Regions from separate parts of the Mus musculus genome. Here region 1 is linked to region 2. Evidence: chromatin loops called from intact Hi-C (ENCODE). Cell type or tissue: left cerebral cortex. All regions are shown on one strand. Links, peaks and the distances in the headings refer to the core of each region. The heading gives the core; the rest is flanking DNA. Region 1 overlaps Gdpd4 (glycerophosphodiester phosphodiesterase domain containing 4). Region 2 holds the start of Pak1 (p21 (RAC1) activated kinase 1).

Evidence for each region. A loop is a pair of places that touch in the nucleus more often than their neighbours do. Peaks named below come from ENCODE experiments on the same cell type or tissue, not always from the same donor. Only the 100,000 strongest peaks of a DNase experiment are listed, where the experiment ranks them.
Region 1: it touches region 2 in a loop (2.3-fold over the local background); 7 of 42 quality-filtered maps call a loop at or near these places.

Annotation. Positions count from the first base shown.
Region 1 is chr7:97,976,281-97,979,194 of GRCm38, reverse strand. The region is part of intron 10 of Gdpd4 (glycerophosphodiester phosphodiesterase domain containing 4); the gene reads right to left. Among named protein-coding and RNA genes, the nearest start is that of Gdpd4, 58 kb to the right of the region's middle. In left cerebral cortex, for the core only: a CTCF peak has its summit at 1,518 (motif pointing right); a DNase peak (open chromatin) is centred at 1,537.
Region 2 is chr7:97,841,631-97,844,544 of GRCm38, reverse strand. It overlaps Pak1 (p21 (RAC1) activated kinase 1), which reads right to left and starts at 1,606. Exons shown (of 15, transcript NM_011035.2): 1 at 1,404-1,606. In left cerebral cortex, for the core only: a CTCF peak has its summit at 1,565; DNase peaks (open chromatin) are centred at 855 and 1,547; H3K4me3 peaks cover 1,725 bases; H3K27ac peaks cover 2,228 bases.

The sequences.
Region 1 (2,914 bases), core at 170-2,669, 130 kb before region 2:
GGCCTATTAATATTTGTCTTATTATTTGGGCTGGTCCTCCGACATCAGTCAATTATTAGTTGAGGAAATGCCCTACAGACTGGCCTCCAGGCCAATCCTATGAAAATGATTTCTCAATTAAATCCCATCTTCCAAGTTATGTCTAGGTTTATGTCAAGTTGTGGCAACCCAACTTTCACAAAGACAAATGCTAGTATCTCCATTTTTTCTGCTTTCTGGCTCAGGATAAAGTAGCCAGCTCTACTGTGTTCTCCCTGTCATCATGGATGGAATCCCCCCATAACAGTGAGTCCCAAACCAAATCTTTCCTTCTCCAGGCCACTTGGGCCAGGTATTGGTCTCAGTGATGAGGAAAGCAACTAATACATTCACATTGGCTGTGATCAAAGTGGTTCCGTGGAGAACCTTTAACTCCTAGAACTCACATGCACCTCTCCTGGTCCACAACGATATGTCTGTCTGTCTTAGGTACTCAGGGAACACTTGTTGTGATCGTTGTGTGGCTCCAGAAAGACCACACCAGACCAAACAGTTCCACTTGAGGTTTATTGAGAGAGAAAAGGGCAAGGTGGCAGCAGAAAGGGAAGGGGGAAAGAAAGAGGGAGATCAGAGGGGTCTTCCTTTTAAATATAGATATTGACGTAGCCACAGGTAATGATGGGAGGTGAGTCAAGTGGATTCTGGGAATACGATGGCTGTTGCCTTGGCAAAGGGTGTGTGGGTCACGCTGTTGCCTAGATGTGATGTCAGGGGTCCTGATACCAACACTTATTACTTTGAGGATATCCTTTTTGCCTTTTGAAAGTTTGACATCGTCATGCTTTGGGGCAGGTTTTGTTGAGTGATTAGTGACCTCTGACTTTCCTGTCCCTGGATATTTGTTTCCTCCTGAGGATTTGGAAGTTTCCATTTTCATCACTAACTTTCTGACGAGTTGCATATCCACGTGGAATTACTAAATCCCTCTTGAAACCCAACAGATTGAATCTTTGCTCTTCTAATTCTACTCTAAAGCTGTTCAAGTATTCTTCATGCTTTATATTCTTTTTTCTCTCCAATTATGGTTTCAAATAGCCTGTTTCTGAGTTCATTACTTCTTTCCTGTATTGGTCTCTTCTATCTCCTAGATTTTTAATGACTTACTGTGTCATTTCAGCTCAACTAAGCTTTATTTTTAAAAAATGCTTCCATTGCTGTCAAGTTTCTCTGAGTACTGAATCATTCTGTTTTCTTTTGAAGGTCATCAAGTTTCTTTAAAACGTCTTAAGTTCACTATCAAAGACTATACTAGTTACCATTTGTTCACCTCCTGGTACCTTATTTCAACTGTCAGGTGAGGTTATAGTTCCATGAACATCCCTGATGCTTATTAGTGTGTGATGTAGTTGCTTCAGTTTTTGTACTCTGGCTTTGTGCTTACTTTTCTAGAAAGTCTATGCAGGCTATGTGTTTTCTGTTGGTCTATAGTAATTTCTGCAGCCATGTGTGCTGGAGTCACTGCAGGAGCACTGCCACTGTTTCAGCACTAGAGGGTGGTCCAAGCCCACGCTTACTTCAAATCCCCAGATGCTAATTTGCTCATGGAGTGAACTAGAGAAGTATCTAAACCTCTGCAGAGAGTTATATTAGTCTGAACAATTTCACCCACAGTCACCAGGAGGTATTTAGACACTGAAGACTCTGCCCTCTCTGGATATAAGTACCATGGAGGGACCAGCCCCAGGCCTCTATGCCATTCTAATATAGGGCCACCAAAACTGCAACACTGTCACACTCACAGCAGACAGACTGTCAAGAATTGAATTCTACACTGTTGTTGACTGCCTACTGCTAACTCATAGCCAGAGTCTGCTGCAATCAGTCACAGGTGGCACTGGGAAGGAAAAAAAAAAACCAATAAACCAGGGCTGTTGTAGAGGGCCTTTCCACAGATAGGCCTGAGGACAGGGACTGTTAGGGTTCTGACCAGTGTGAGGTTTCATACATCCAGTATTAATCTCCAAGGCAAAGTCCTATGCTTGTTACCACATCCTCTCCACAGCATAGTCTTGCTATCCAAGTTGGGATAGTGTTAATGTACTCCATCCCAACTTACGATCCAGCCTTGGTGGCTCACCTCTGGTAGTACAGCTTTCTCTGCCCCGTACTTGCAGATGGACCCCTCTACATCTGCCCTGTCACCAGTGACGTGTACTCAAAAGCTAATAAGTCATAACTGAGTTTTCCATTAGGACCTGCAAAGCTTCAGGGGTATATCCAGGCTCGCACTACAGCTGCTGGTGAATCAAGCCAGAAGACAAATGTATCCCACTGGGATATAGATCTAGGGAAATTCTAAAATCTCCATCTCTGAGGACTAGCCGAGGAATACCTGTGCTGCCCAAGGCTTGGCAACAGGTAGCACAGGAAGTCTTTAAGCTGCCAAGGCTGATGCACTTGAATCTCACAGGGCCCTGCATGGGCTGGGTGTTTGGGAGTGGGAGTGAACAAGCCCAACCCAAGGCTGATAATGGACTGGGCCAAAACTTGAGTCTGTCCGGATTCTGAGGTCTCTCTGACTGAGGCTCAAGCATACCTAGAGGCTCTGTCTAAGACCTCAGCAGGATGGGTGTTTAGTTTCTACCTGACGCAGGTCTTCTCCAAAGTAGGCAAAGTCCTGTGGTAGCTTTTGTGCTTTGCTCCCAGAAAGTAGAATCTTGCTTTCTTCTCTGCTAGTCAACATTGGGAGAGAGGTGGTAGAGGTAATCCGGTAGCTAGTTAACACAATTCTAGTAGTTCAGTAGTCATGAGTGTTGGTCTGAGGACAGGGTCTACAGGCACCTGACAGGCCTGACGTTGGATTTGAGGTCTAAGTCCTGTACTTGATTCTCTCCTCCCATCACTCCCTCTTCTCTCTCCATGCTTCTGAGAATTG
Region 2 (2,914 bases), core at 281-2,780:
ATGATTTTTTCCTTCTGCCCACATTCTGCCTTGGTTCTCAAGGAAAAGGATGGGGAATAAACCCAGGAAAAATAACTACTTATTAGGAAGCCTCAAAACACAGCTTGAGGGCAGTAAGGAGACAGCCTGACACATAAGGAAAACAGAGCTTAGGTCCAAAACAAGGAAGCTAGAATGTTTGGACCTTACAAACATCACAGCAAAGGTCCCTCCAAGTCAGCAACTTACTACCAATGAGAAAGCACAATAAAAGATTCTAAAAGGAAAAGAGAAGAGAGCCTAACCAAGAAGAAGAGGACCCAGGGAAGAAATGAAAAAGGAAAACAGAAAAAAGAAACCATGGTTATGGAAGGAAAAGAGACAAGAAGTGGAAAGCGTGAAGACAAGGAAAGGAAGAAAGGAAACTGGTGAGATCAGAAAACAGGTGAGGGGCAGGCAAGGAAAGCCGACCAGCAGGAAGAGGAGGAAGAAAGGAAGAGCAGGAAGGCTTCCCAGAGGGAATGCATAGCTCCTCTGTAACCAAGATGAGAAAGGTCCAAAATAATCAGCATAGGTTAGTATTTGTATTTCTTGGTGCCAGATAATAAAGGAAGGAATTACAGTGATTAAGATATTACATAGTGTCAAGGTCTGTTATTTACTTAGCAGATCAATAACAGTGCACCAGAGAAGACAGCCTAGTTTATAGCAGTGATCTAAGTATCAAAGAATTGGCCAGTTCAGGAAAAAAAATTAGCATGCGTTCACCTGTTTCTTCTCAACCCCACACCCCACACTCAACATATCTACTCTTAGCCCCAACAGAAGCATTAGCACTTTATGAAGTCACTGGTTCTAAACAGACCGGCAAGATGCATATGGAAGGCTGGCTCCTCTGTCTCTACCTAGCTCACCTTTCCAAGGTAAATTTTACAGCCTAGGAAAGGCACAGTTACAGAATGCTAAGCCCTTCTCTTCAAATAAGGAAATTAAGGCTCATAGAGACTGCCTGACCAGGAACAGCTGCAGGGGTCTCCTATCTTCACTACATCTCCAACCAGAGAACAGTATTCCGGGTCCCAGGAAAACCGCAGCTAAACCAAGGCACAGAAAAGCATCACCCTGGCCACCATGCAGAAGCATGCTTACAAAGGAGTGGGGCCCCTGAGGCATGCAGTTCCCCAAAAAATCCAGCTTCCCCTTCATAACCTTCCCTAGCCAGATGCCTTATTCCAGCACAGGCCTAGCCCTGAGGGGCTTATCTCAATGTTACACCACCAGGCCCTTTCCTTATTAAGAATCCCTTAATATAAGTGAAATGTAATGTTCTCCCCATTCCCTTCCCCGGAAGGCAGAAAGACACCCGCTCCTTCTACCCCAGCTCTCAGTCTAGCTATGCCAGGCCCAGGGAAAGCCAGCATTACCTGGCGGTGGGTCCGGGGCCCAGCATCTCTGATGATCTTGTGTATCTGTCGCAGAGCCGCACCTCTCCCTGCTCAGCAGTTGGGACAAAGCCCGGGCTGAACCAGCCTGACAGGCTGGATTCGGCTAAGCGCCGCAGCGCAGCCACCCAGCTCCCAAGGCGCAGCACACTCAGGCCCACGTAGGGCGGCAGCAAAGACACAGAGGCTTAGTGAAGGGGCGGGGAGGGAGGGAGGAACAGAGAAAGGAAGGAAAGGAGGCGGGGAGAGCGCTGCCCCCGCCCCTTTTTTTCTGAAGAGGCGCTGAGGGGCGGGAAACAAATACATAACCAATGTTCTGATTGTCTCTGCTGTTCTCCCAACCCAGGCTCCAACAAGAGGTACCAGACAGGCTTTTTAGAGCAGTAGTTCTCAACCTTCCTAACACTGCGATTCTTTAATATAGTTCCTCACATTGTGGTGACCCCCAATCATAAAATTAATTTTGTTGCTATTTCATAATTTTGTAATTCTGTAATTTTGCTACTGCTATGAATTGTAATGTAAATATCTGACATTTCCAATGGTCTTAGGTGACCCCTGTGAAAGGGTAGTTCAACAACCCCTCAAGGGATCTGGACCTATAAGCTGAGAACAGCTGTTCTAGAGCCTGTGGGAGTCCTCTTGAACCCCGGAATCAAGACCTACTCAAATTAGATTCAAGATTCATTCAGACTAGAATGGAGAGGGGGAAATTATTCTTTTCTGCTGACTCTCTAAAATGTGTCCCATGAAAGATAATAAGGTGGTCCCTATACCAACCACCTCCTTTGAACAGAGAAAGTTCAGCAACAGCTACTATTTGTTAAGGGCTATTTACTATGTGTCCCCACACTTTACAAACCTATGTCTATTTCACAGAGTTATGAAGTAGGCCCTACACCACTCTCAGAATTTCTTTAGCACTTGTCAGATACCAGTCACTACAATAGAACTTGGAGCTGGATGACACATTAAAGAAACAACTCTGGTCTTCCCCATCCCAATAAACGGTGCTTCCTTAAGACTGAAATGTTAAAAAATGTACCTTCACATATTTCCTGTACACCCAGAAGTCAGTATCTCCCATCATCACTCACTACACTCACCCAACTCATCCCTTGCCCTTGAGGCGCATGACTGGAATCAAGTTATGCAGTTATCTCTTCCAGGCCATAACTAATGAGTTTAGAGGGTTTTAATTATTTGTTATGGGGTGAGGGTAGGTGGCACATATATACCATGGTATGCATGTAGAGATCAGAGGATAACTCATGAGAATCAATTTTCTACTTCTACCACATGTGTCCTAAGGTTCAAACTTGGGTTGTCTGGCTTAGTGCCAGAAATCTTTATGCACTGAGCCATCTCACAGGCTCAGAAGTTTAGATTCTGCTCTAAGGGTTCTGGGAAAAAACAGGATAACAACAATTGATGTTTTAAAAGATCCTTGATCAATGGAAAGAAGTATGGGCAAGTACACAGTTAAAGAGTTT